Regions from separate parts of the Homo sapiens genome. Here all the other regions are linked to region 1. Evidence: chromatin contacts called from ENCODE Hi-C or POLR2A ChIA-PET data. All regions are on one chromosome and are shown on one strand. The core of a region is the stretch at or near the end of the contact, and the rest is flanking DNA. Distances in the headings are between cores, read along the strand shown. Region 1 holds the start of ZNF350 (zinc finger protein 350). Region 2 holds the start of ZNF525 (zinc finger protein 525). Region 3 holds the start of ZNF677 (zinc finger protein 677).

Region 1 (3,886 bases), core at 839-3,338:
TGGGGCTCAGATACAGAGAAGCCCGAGCTAGGAAGAGGAGTGGCGTGAATGAAAGGTCTAGGGGGAGGAGTGTCAAAGGAGTGCCTCTGTGGTAAGTTTTAAATTGAATTTGAAGGCAATTTTATTTAGAGGAAGACGGGGCTTGTCTGTGTTTGAGAATGTAATGAGGCTGGAGGCTTTCAGGTGTGCAGTTGAAGGTTAGTGGTTGCTTTGAGACTAACTGGATGCTGGAAACACTTCCTGTCAGTCTTTCAAGTCCAAATCTGTCCTGAAGGTTTCTATTTAAAAACTTTTTCTTCCTAGGTCCACTATTCTCATTGTACCCATAAAAATCAGAGTAATTCAGGGTGACGAAGTGGTGTCTTTACCGAGGAGTCTTGCTCTGTCGCCCAGGCTGGGGTGCAGTGGCGCGATCTCGGCTTACTGCAACCTCCGCCTCCCGGATTCAAGCGATTCTCCTGCCTCAGGCTCCCGAGTAGCTGGGATTACAGGCGCGCGCCACCGCGTCCGGGTAATTTTTGTATTTTTAGTAGAGACTGGTTTCGCTTTGTTGGCCAGGCTGGTCTGGAACTCCTGACCTCAGATGATCCGCCTGCCTCGGCCTCCCAAAGTGCTGGGATTACAGGTGTGAGCCACCGTGCCCCACTTCACTTTCTTAAATGTTGTGTTTAGAAGCACAAACTTAAAAAAAAATCAAGTCCACTTTATTAATTTTATTTTGTTTTGTGGGTCATCCTTTACTCTCCTCTCAGAATTAACTCACGTCCATGAGGATTATCTCCCTTTTCCTTCTCTAAGTTTTATACTTTCTCTTAAACTTAGATCTATGATCTATTTTGAGTTAACTTTTGTGTATGGTTTGAGGGTCCTAACTCATTTTTCTGGATGTGGATATCCAATTATCCCAGTGCCGCTTGTTGAAAAGACTATTCTTATTGAATTGTCTTGGCACTTTTGTCAAAAACTCTTAACAATATTTTTATACTCTCAATTCTGGCTCTGCTCTTCCCATTGGCACCTTTACTAAAAGTGGCCTTTCTAGGAGGCCCAATTCCTTTAGTCTGTCGTGGCCAGGCTCACATCGTAATTCATTCTCAAAATCTCTTTTCTCTCCTCTCCTCTCCTCTTTTCTCTTCTTTTCTCCTCTTTTCTCTTCCTTCTCCTCCTCCTCTTCCTCCTTCTTCTTCTTCTTTTTTGTAAATAATAATCATTTTTTCGAGGCCAGGCGCGGTGGCTCACACCTGTAATCCCAGCACTTTGGGAGGCCGAGACAGGCAGATCACGAGGTCAGGAGGTCGAGATCATCTTGGCCAACATGGTGAAAGCCAGTCTCTACTAAAAATACAAAAATTAGCTGGGCGTGGTGGCGCGTGCCTGTAGTCCCAGCTACTTGGGAGGCTAAGGCAGGAGAATCGCTTGAACCAGGGAGGCAGAGGTTGCAGTGAGCCCAGATCTCGCCACTGCACTCCAGCCTGGCGACAGAGCAAGACTCCGTCTCAAAAAAAATTATAATTTTTTTCTTTCTTCACCACCCGCCCCCCCGAATACCTGCTATTTTTCTGTTCTTAAAAACCGCTTCCTGCAAGCTAATTTTCGCCAGACGCTTTCCCGTGGGTGTCTGCCTACCTGATGTGTTGCCTTTTCCCTTTCTACCTGATCTGTTACCTTTTCCATTTCCAATTCATTCTCTGGGATACCTACACCTGGCTGCACTGTTACTTGTCTTTTTCAAAACCTTTTTTTTTAAATTTAACAAAGTGGATGGAAAAGCGCTAAAGGCAATTTAGCTTGCCCCATATTTGCCTGATAAAGCCTGAGTCTCTGAAAATCTGCCCCCTTTCGCAAGACTTTAAGTGCCAGGAAACGAGGCGATTTCAGTGACTTCTCTTCTTCCCTGGCTCCTGGCTCAAAAACCTGCCACTGCCTTCTGTGCGTCCAATTTTCAAACATGGCTGCCGTCAGGAGCCACGGCTATGGGCGCGGCCATTTTACAGAGTAGGAAATGCCGTAAATGCGCTTGTCCTTGCTCTTTTAAACATTTTAGGTTCTCCTCGGCCGCCGTAGGTGGACCATAAACCCGTGCGAGGACTCCAGAAGTAGGAGCAGTTTACGGAAGTGTAACGTTGAGGCCCTTCTTGTGTATCTGGAGAAAATAGAGGTCAGTGTGTGGTTTTGTCCCTGAAAGTTTTTTGTCCTAGTTCAGGTTTTGTCTCAGTGGAAGGTTTGGGAGATCTGAGGACGTGGTGTACCCTGGACCACATAGTTTTTGGCAGGAAGACTGGGGAGCGCCGGGGTATAGGCATTTGGGAGGTACCTGGTGGGAGTCTGTGATCCCCCTGTCTGTGGTCCGCGTGCCTTTGGTGTGAGTACAGTGACTAAGGGTCTGTAGTGATCAACGGCCGTGTCCTAACTGTCAAGGTATGGATCACTCTGCTTGTAAAGGATGGAGGTGGCGATTAGGATCGATGCGGCGTCTGCTTCGGGTTCAGGATTTAATTTGGAACTCAGTGATGTTGGAGTCTGGGAGGATGTCCATCGCTGTAGAGTGTCTGGTCCGTGGTTCGGATGAGTAAGAGGCATGGGGCCAGTGTCTGTGGTACAAAGGCTTGTGAGGGCTGAAGCTTTCGAGACTTTGGAGCCCTGGGTCCTGGGTTGAGGTTCGAACCTCGGTTACTGGGGCAAAAGGCGACACAGCCCCCAGCATTAGTTCGAAACCATATATCTACTCTTCTGATCCTTGGGGTGGCTATTTACAGATCGGGGGGTCAAGTTCAGTCATACCCTCCGATTATATATTGTCTATGGCTGCAAAGGCAGCGGTTGAGTTGTTGTGACAGAGACCTCGTGGCCGGCAAAATCGAAAATGTTGCCAACCTCTGCATTCACTTCTTTTATTTTTTATTTATTTTTTTTATTTTTTGAGACGGAGTTTCACTTTTGTCTCCCAGACTGGAGTGCAATGGCGCGATCTCGGCTCACTGCAATCTCCGCCTCCCGGGTTCAAGCGATTCTCCTGCCTCAGCCTCCTGAGTAGCTGGGACTACAGGCCCACGCCACCACGCCCGGCTAGTTTTTGTATTTTTAGTAGAGACAGGGTTTTACCACGTTGGGCAGGTTGGTCTCGAACTCCTGACCTCAGGTGATCCGCCCACCTTGGCTTTCCAAAGTGCTGGGATTACAGGCGTGAGCCACCGCGCCCGGCCTTCACTTCTTAATATATAGTGAGTGTTGCTTGCCCGCCTTATATTCACACTTTCTTAACAGAATCTCCATTTCGTGAAGTATTCATCCCTGTGGCAAGGCGACCCAAATCCCAGTTTCTTAGTAAGGCCTTGTTGGTCTTAGCCAATCTTGCTGGTTCCAATTGCCATTGCTAGTGATAGGTTTGACATGGAAATGAGCTTAGGCGTATGGTGCAATTCTAGCCAACTATGTATGTGAAAATCTGCCTGGGAGTTTCTGAGGGAGCATTTTCTTTTTTAAATATGTAATTTCTTGAATCTCTTTTTCCATGTTCGTGATGATATCGCCTGAAAATAACATTAATTTTCTGTCTTACTTTGTAATGCTTATAATTCATTCTTATCTTAATGCATTGGCTCAACTTTCCAGTATAAAGTAGGAAAATAGGGTGTTAGTGGACGTTCTTGTTTTATTACCCACCTGTAAAATTCACCCGTTGTGTTGTCTGGAGTTAACACCTTTCCTGGAGGTAAACTGTTTGGTATGGTTGATCTCTTCCTTTACTTTGTTAATTTTTCTACATTTATATATTTTAAATGTACAATTTAATTATCATGGAGGCAATATATGTATAAGCAGTCATTGCCCAGGTCAAGAAATAGAATATGGTCAGCACACCAGTGGTGTTCTGTGAGTCTTTTTC
Region 2 (3,886 bases), core at 1-2,500, 1.4 Mb before region 1:
CTTTTTAGATGTAAATCTGCTGAGCCGCTGTGTACCTTAAATAAACATCCTCCTGTCTCCCCCATATCAGTCTCTCTAGTCCTCAGTTTCCCGCAACACCATCTCTGCGCCTCCTCTGCTCTCCCCGTTAAATTCTCTCTTCTCTGTTATACCCCCTGTCCCCACTCTCTGGCACCCCAGATCCCCAGGTGTCCTCCCTGCTGTGGTTCTCCCTCTGTTCTCTTTGCCACCAGCACCACTCTGCTCTGTCTGCCCTGGCTCCAAATCCCTCCTCCTCTCCCTCACCCTGATGAGCCTCCCTCTTTGCTGTCCCTCTCCCTACCTTGCTGTCCTTCATCTCTCTGTACATCTAGCTTTTCTCTACATTTCTCTAGTTGCTTTTCTCCTCCTGCTTATCTTTTTTTTTTTTTTTTTCACTTTTGCTGTCTCTTGGCAAATCCCTCACCCATCCTCTACTTTGCCATCTGTTATGGGCCTTTCTCATTCTTCTTTTCTCTGTCTCAGGTTTTCTACTGCTGTCTGTCTCCCGATCCCTTTGGCCCACACAATCACAGGAGGGTTTGGAGTAAGACGCCTGCATCCCGGAGGAGCTTATTTTCCAGGGGCTGGAACTGGGCAGGCAAGAACACCCCGTGTCACAGGACAGAACCCGGGCACCTCCCCTAACGCAGGCTCAGGGCAAGCTGTGACTGCGGATGGGAGACCTGGGGAGCAGCAGGGCCCGGCATGAGGAGGGACGTGGGGGGCGACGGCGCCTTAAGACAAGGGTGGGGTTTGTAGGATCCCAGGACAGGCAGAGAACTCGGCCTCCCCGGGACCGGAGCTGCGACGCTGCGCTCTAGGGGCCGACGAGGGCGAGGCTGGGAGGCGCCCAGGGCGGGAATTCACCTCTCGGGTGAGGACTTTAAAAAGCGCGGGGCGGGAGGAGTCAGAAAAAGGTTTAGAGCAGGAAAACTACGCGATAGAAAGTGTATATATTGCCCTATAGCAGAAAGATCCGGAACGGGACCAGCCTCAGGGAGACTTTAAACCCAAAAGGAAGTGACCCCCGGGCTCTCACGGGGACGTCTCAATTTGCTCTGGGCGAAGGAAGACGGGTGAGAATTTCCAGGTCTGTAGGGACCCCACGTCCCAGGGACAGAAGCGCCGGGGACCTGGGAAGAGCAGACTTCATACAAGATGGAGCGAAACTCACGCGCCGCTGAGGGACCTTCACTCCACGCGATCTGCTTCCGGGTTTGCGCGCGTCTGAGCGGGGAAGGACAGAAGCCAGGCCTGGGCGGGGCCTGCGAGGAGGTGGGCGGGGCCTGGGCCAGGTAGGGGTAGAGGCGGAGAGACCTTGCCCTTTAGTACCGGCAGAGGGCGGGGCGGGGCTGGGCTGGGGCGGGATCTGTGCGTCTCTCAGCCTCCCTCCCACCGCCTCTGTTTTTGGGTTTTGGAGGCGAGATGGCCAGGAAGGCCGATCCATGATTCAAAAGCCCTGGAATTGTCTGAAACGCGGATGCAAAGTAGAATGTGAAATGCAAAGCCCTGCTTGGGCAGAACTTACAATGTCATGCTGACGGCCCAGAGAATAGAATAGAAATCCTCTCCCTTTCTATTCTCCATTCACTCCGGAGGGAGAGTCCACCCTGTGCTCAGCTGCAGAGACTTCCCTAAAGCCACCGCCTGGGATGCTGGACGGAGTGCTCAGGCCAGCGAGGAGTGAGGTCACCACCTGCCGGATAAACACAGCAAGGATGCGGACGCGGGCGCGGGAGCCTGAGGTCCCATCTACTCAGGAAGCAGGGCGGGAGGATCGCTGAACCTGGGGGTCCAGGCCAGCCTGGGCGACAAAGTAACACCCCCTCCCGCAGGGCTCCCTTCCTCGTTTCTCTCTTTCTCTCTTTATTTTTCGTTGTTTTTTTTTTACGTTTTAAAATAAGAGGTTGATTGTATGAGATAGGGATCCAACATTGTTCTTTTCCATGTGGATATCCAGTTAGTTGTCCATTCCACATTTGTGGAAGAGATCTGTTACTTTCTTTTATGTATTTACTTATTTCTTTTCTTTTGTTTTGAGACAGAGTATTTCTCTGTCATCCAGGCTGCAGTGCAGTGGTGGGATCTCGACTCACTGCAAGCCTCTGCTTCCTGGGTTCAAGTGATTCCCCTGCCTCAGCCTGAAGGGGGCCTGCCCCTCCACACCTGCGGGTGTTTCTCATCAGGTGGAGATGAGAAACTGAGAAAAGAAATAAGACACAGAGACAAAGTATAGAGAAACAGCAGTGGGCCCAGACAACCGGAGCTCAGTGTGCGAGTACCCGCACCGGCGCTGGTCTCTGAGTTCCCTCAGTATTTATTGATCACTATTTTTACTATCTTTGTGAGGGGAGTGTGGCAGGGCAACAGGGTGATGGTGGCGAGAAGGTCAGCAGGGAAACGTGAGCAAAGGAATCTGTGTCATGAATAAGTTCAAGGAAAGGTACTGTGCCTGGATGTGCACGTAGGCTAGATTTATGTTTCTCTTCACACAAACATCTCAGTGTAGCAAAGAGTCACAGAGCAGTATTGCTGCCAGCATGTCTCACCTCCAACCACAGGGCGGTTTTCTCCTACCTCAGAATAGAATGAATGGTCGGCTTTACACCGAGGCATTCCATTCCCAGAAATGAGCAGGAGACAGAAGCCTTCCTCTTATCTTGACTGCAAAGAGGCCTCCCTCTTTCACTACTCCTCCTCAGCACAGACCCTTCACGGGTGTCGGGTTGGGGGATATAAGGTCTTTCTTTTCCCATGAGGCCATATCTCAGGCTGTCTCAGTGGGGGGAAACTTGGACAATACCCAGGCTTTCTAGGGCAGAGGTCCCTGCGGCTTTCCGCAGTGCATTGTGTCCCTGGTTAACAGAGAATGGAGAATGGCGATAACTTTTACCGGGCATACTGCCTGCAAACATATTGTTAACAAGGCACACCCTGCACAGCCCTAAATCCATTAAACCTTGATTCAATACAGCACATGTTTCTGTGAGCACAGGGTTGGGGCTAAAGTTACAGATTAACAGCATCGCAAAGCAGAACAATTTTTCTTAATACAGATCAAAATGGAGTTTCTTATGTCTTCCTTTTCTACATAGACACAGTAACAGTCTGATCTCTCTTTCTTTTCCCCACATTTCCCCCTTTTCTTTTTGACAAAACCACCATCGTCGTCATCACCCATTCTCAATGGTCGCTGTCTCTTCGGAGCTGCTGGGTACACCTGCAGACTAACAACAGACAGAACAGGAACACAAGGATTAATATGAAATTTACAATAGTGGAACTTGCGATGGTTTTAACCCAAGTGACCGGGTTAAGATTTGCGAGGCCATCAGCAGCTTTCGCGATTGCCTCAGTTCCTGGCACCAAATTTAAATGGGTTTTTGATGCCTCAAAAATTTTTCTTTTAATTTTGAAATGTCTAAAGTAAGATCATCTTCTCTTCCTTGTAGATGGCATCTAACCATGTCCCAATGATGCTCAGACTCATTATAGGCTTAGGATGTAATACAAAAATGTGACATATTCCAGTCACAGTGTAACCAGAAATGATGTTTCAAGCTCGTGAGCCTATCTCCCATCCAAACAACATTGTGTCTAAGGTCATTAATTTGATTTGCCAATTTTTGATCAATACCAGATTATGAATTCCACAATCTTGTAGAATTCTTTTGCCAATAATTAAAAAAGTTTACTGTCTGAGCAGAAGAGTACAATGAAACTCCTGCCACAGAGGCCGTAGCTGTGACTGCAATTAGTCCCATAATCACTGCAATTAAAGAATATTTTGGATCTATTTAAAATGGCTTTGAATACTTCAGTCAAAATATGGACGGATGGCGAGGCCTCCCACGGTCAGTCCATG
Region 3 (3,886 bases), core at 1,190-3,689, 1.3 Mb before region 1:
TCACAACTCCATGAGGTAGGAATTCATATTATTCTCCTTTCACCAACTCTAAAAGAGTTTAAGCACAAGGAGATTAGGTGACTCATTTAAATACCAGAAGAGTGAAGATTTGAACGTGAGTAGCCTGGTTGCAGTAACATTGGTGTTCACTACTACGCTATAATAGTTGCCTAGTTGTGTCCTTTATATATCTATACACACATATATATACATATACACACACACATACATACACGCACACCTACATATGTATAAATATTTGTCATGTTCACTTTATAAATTTGGTTTGATAATTTCCTATTTTTGTCAAAGTATTTATTCTACATATCAATATAACTTATGAGTGAATATTCATAGGTCTTGATAAGTTATAATAGGCACTAAATAATTTCATATGACCCAATGTATTTAATGTGAGTAGATGTTAAGATACCAGCAGAAACACTCATTTCACTGTCTGCAAAGACTAAAAATACTACGGCACCCATCACGGAAATTAATGTACAACATTAGGTAGAGTGTGCACTAAAATATGAGACATGAAACATAAAAGGTGATAAAGCATTTTAGGCTAGAAAACGAATCATTTTAAAGATTATGTAACTATATATTTATTATTTTAAAACAACTAACTGAAACTTGAATTAATATTTGATTTGGGAAACCTATGAAAATATAATAATTCTGCAAAATGGAATTTGAAAGTATGGAATCTTGTGCATTTAATACATTGAAAAGAGAAAGAGGCTGGGCGCTGTGGCTCACACCTGTAATCCCAGCACTTTGGGAGGCCAAGATGGGTGGGTCACAAGGTCAAAAGATCGAGACATCGTAGCTAATACGGTGAAACCCCGTCTGTACGGGTGAGACTCCGTCTCAAAAAAAAAAAATTTAAATACATATATGTATTTTTATATGTAAAATAAATAGAATTTTTATATGTGTATGTTTATATGTAAATAACATATATGTATTTTTATGCTAAAATGCACTCTCATTTTTTTTTCACCCTTCACCTGTTATCAGATGTAATTCCCAGTTACGAAAACAGAGACCCAAAGAGACAGTGGATAGACCTTGGTTTACTCAGATACCCCCATATGGGCTCATCTTCTCTTGGGGAGCCTCCAGTCAATAAGTTTCCTCTCTGGGCCCAAGAGAAATCAATTCAGTTGGCCAGGAGAATTGCCAAGCACATATTATGTTAAAAATACTCTTCCAAATAACTGAGAATAAAGACTTTACAGACTAAAGGCCAGGAGCGGTGGCTCACGCCTATAACCCCAGCACTTCATGAGGCCCAGGTGGGCGGATCACATGAGCTCAGGGGTCCCAGACCAACCTGGCTAACGTGGTGAAACCCCGTCTCTACTAAAAATGCAAAAATTAGCCAGGCATGGTGGCACACGCCTGTAGTCCCAGGTACTCGGGAGGCTGAGGCAGGAAAATCGCTTGACCCAGGAGGCGTAGGTTGCCGTGAGCCGAGATCGCGCCATTACAATCCAGCCTGGGAAACAGAGACTCCATCTCAAAATAATAATAAAAATAATAATAACGATAGTATATTAGTAATTAATAACTTAGACAAAACACAACATACCAACTCCAATAAATCCAGCACTTGGATTTGTAATTTATCTCAAGAAATGTGCATTAGGATAATAAAGGAAAATAAATTTAGATCGATACAAGCAGAACTTTGCGTTCTTTTAAAGCCAAGCCTCAGCCTTCCACCCCCCACCGCCCAGGGTCTGACCCCATAAATTCTCTGGAACTCAGCCCATGGTGCATCTCTGCCTCCTGGGTGACTGGGGAGCGGAAATAAAAATTACGTTCCAGTGAAAGTCAATATAAAATTGTACACTCCGCACAGGCACAAAAATGCATCTCATTCCAGTTTCCATCACCTACGCAGACAACTCCAGCTTTCGCTTAATTAAATACAAATTTTAATCGTCCGGATTTCAGAAGTTCCTGGATCCAAGAGCTTCCTTATACCGTCGCCCTCTCCCATCCACCAGGTCCCAGCGCTCCTCCCGCCTCGTCGCAGGACGCGCCTCCATCGCTCGCAGAAACGTTTTCAAGCAAACCTTTCCCATCTTAAGCTCCGATTCCAATATAAGGGGCCCACAGGTCTCTAATTTTTTACTTAGCTAGGCTCCAAAGGACACCATAGAGATTCAAGGGAATCCAAAAGTGAAGAATCGAGTACTGCTGGGCGACAAACAGGCCTAAAAAAGTCGCTGGGACGCGCCGAGGAGAGGTCCGGCAGTCCGACCCCTAGGCCCCGCCCATCCCGCCATTGTCCCCGCCCATCCCGCCATTGTCCCCGCCCATCCCCGCCATTTGCCCGCCCATCCCCACAGTTGTCCGCGCCCTGCCCCTGCCCTTGCCCCTTGCGCCGCCCCAGTGCACTCGCGTACGCGCAGGTTCCTGCCGACCCGGAAGCGGATCTCGCGGGGCTACTGGCGCTCTCGGGTGAGTCTCCGTCTTTCGGGTTCAAGCCTGCGCCTCGCGGGCCACAGGTTCCCACGCTCCGCTGTCGGGTTTTGGGGTCGCCCTGTAGGTTAAAACCCCGAACCTGCTCATTCCTCTCGCGGCGTGGCCCTAAGACGTTCCCAGTCCCGTCGCTCCGAGAGGGTCTAGAGATCTGCGTCCATTTCGGATTAAAATCGTTCTGAAGTGGGTACTGGCCCCGACCTTTTTGCTTTAGGTCAGTGTGGACACCGACCGCCCACCGCGTCGTTTCTCTGCTTAAAACTCTTCTCTGACTCCCTCTTCCCTCCCCCTGGTAAAGCCCTCACTCGGGGTGGATACACACCCTTCGCCCTTCTCCAGGGAGAACAGAGGGGAAGCAGAAATGGAGGATAAAGAGGGAGAAATGCGCGAAATTAGAGAGCCATCAGAAACAATAGCAGGGACTGAAAAAAAGGATGCTACCAGGATGGGGCCAAACACTCTGTCAGAGAAGGAGAGGAAGGGAAGCCAAATGAGCAGAAAGGGACAGGAAAACGCCGAAATGGGAAAAAGAAAAGGAAAGAAACAGAAGGTGGAAGAGAAACATTTATAGAGAGGGGGAAAAAAATCACATAATGGTGGAGAAAGGGGGGGGCACCCAAATCCATGTGAGTGTGGATTGATTTAATATGGAACATTAAGTTGTGAAGTACTGATGTATGGCTCTATAATTAATTTAAAATTTGCTTCATTGTTTGTGCAGAAGAGCATGAAAATTGCAAAACTACGGTGTGAGGCTTCTGCGTTTTCTAATTATTACATCAGAAGCAACCCTTATTCAGCCAGAGGGTTAACTGACTTAGCTCAGTTAATTCCAGCTCACCCTCTTCCCTTTCTCTGATCTTGAGGAGAGTCAAGAAATGGGAAGAAACTGTGACACCGTATGCTGCTTTTGCAAACAGACATTAACAATATTATTCCCTCCTTTTTTGTGTGTGGCTTGTGTCATTTTCTAAATTTGACGTGTATTCAACTTGTCTTAAATGTAATTCCATAATTTATTGGATTTAAAAAAAATTTTCAAAGTATTTTCTCTTAAATGTATTGTTCAGCTTATGAGGTTTAAATGCTTTCTTTTGCTTTCTTTTATTTATTTATTTATTTTTTTGAGACGGAGTCTCACTCTGTCACCCAGGCTGGAGTGCAGTGGCTTGATCTCGGCTCACTGCAACCTCCGCCTCCAGGGTTCAAGCGATTCTCCTGCCTTAGCCTCCCGAGTGGCTGGGATTAAAGGCATGCGCCACCATGCCCGGTGAATTTGTATTTTTAGCAGAGACGGGATTTTCACCTTGTTAGCCAGGCTGGTCTCGAACTCCTGACCTCAGGTGATCTGTCTCCGCCTCTCAAAGCACTGGGATTACAGGCGTGA

The links. A loop is a pair of places that touch in the nucleus more often than their neighbours do. ChIA-PET counts read pairs that join two places held with the same protein, here RNA polymerase II (POLR2A). Pooled maps may share reads with other maps.
Region 2: a map of CD8-positive, alpha-beta T cell shows a loop between it and region 1 (29-fold over the local background). The contact joins the promoter of ZNF525 here to the promoter of ZNF350 in region 1. A Hi-C loop is called at or near these places in 1 of 168 maps with a recorded cell type or tissue (CD8-positive, alpha-beta T cell) and 6 of 50 pooled maps. POLR2A ChIA-PET finds 5 or more read pairs at or near these places in 1 of 52 experiments (CD4-positive, alpha-beta T cell).
Region 3: a loop to region 1 is called in a pooled map, with 11 times the contacts of the local background. The contact joins the promoter of ZNF677 here to the promoter of ZNF350 in region 1. A Hi-C loop is called at or near these places in 4 of 50 pooled maps.

The regions. Positions count from the first base shown.
Region 1 is chr19:51,985,042-51,988,927 of GRCh38, reverse strand. ZNF350 (zinc finger protein 350) reads left to right here and starts at 2,088. Exons shown (of 5, transcript NM_021632.4): 1 at 2,088-2,158. RefSeq lists enhancers at 1,922-2,161, 1,748-2,623.
Region 2 is chr19:53,363,069-53,366,954 of GRCh38, reverse strand. It overlaps ZNF525 (zinc finger protein 525), which reads right to left and starts at 1,250. Exons shown (of 4, transcript NM_001348156.2): 1 at 1,196-1,250. RefSeq lists silencers at 853-912, 1,313-1,362 and an enhancer at 953-1,202.
Region 3 is chr19:53,253,426-53,257,311 of GRCh38, reverse strand. ZNF677 (zinc finger protein 677) reads left to right here and starts at 2,439. Exons shown (of 5, transcript NM_182609.4): 1 at 2,439-2,478.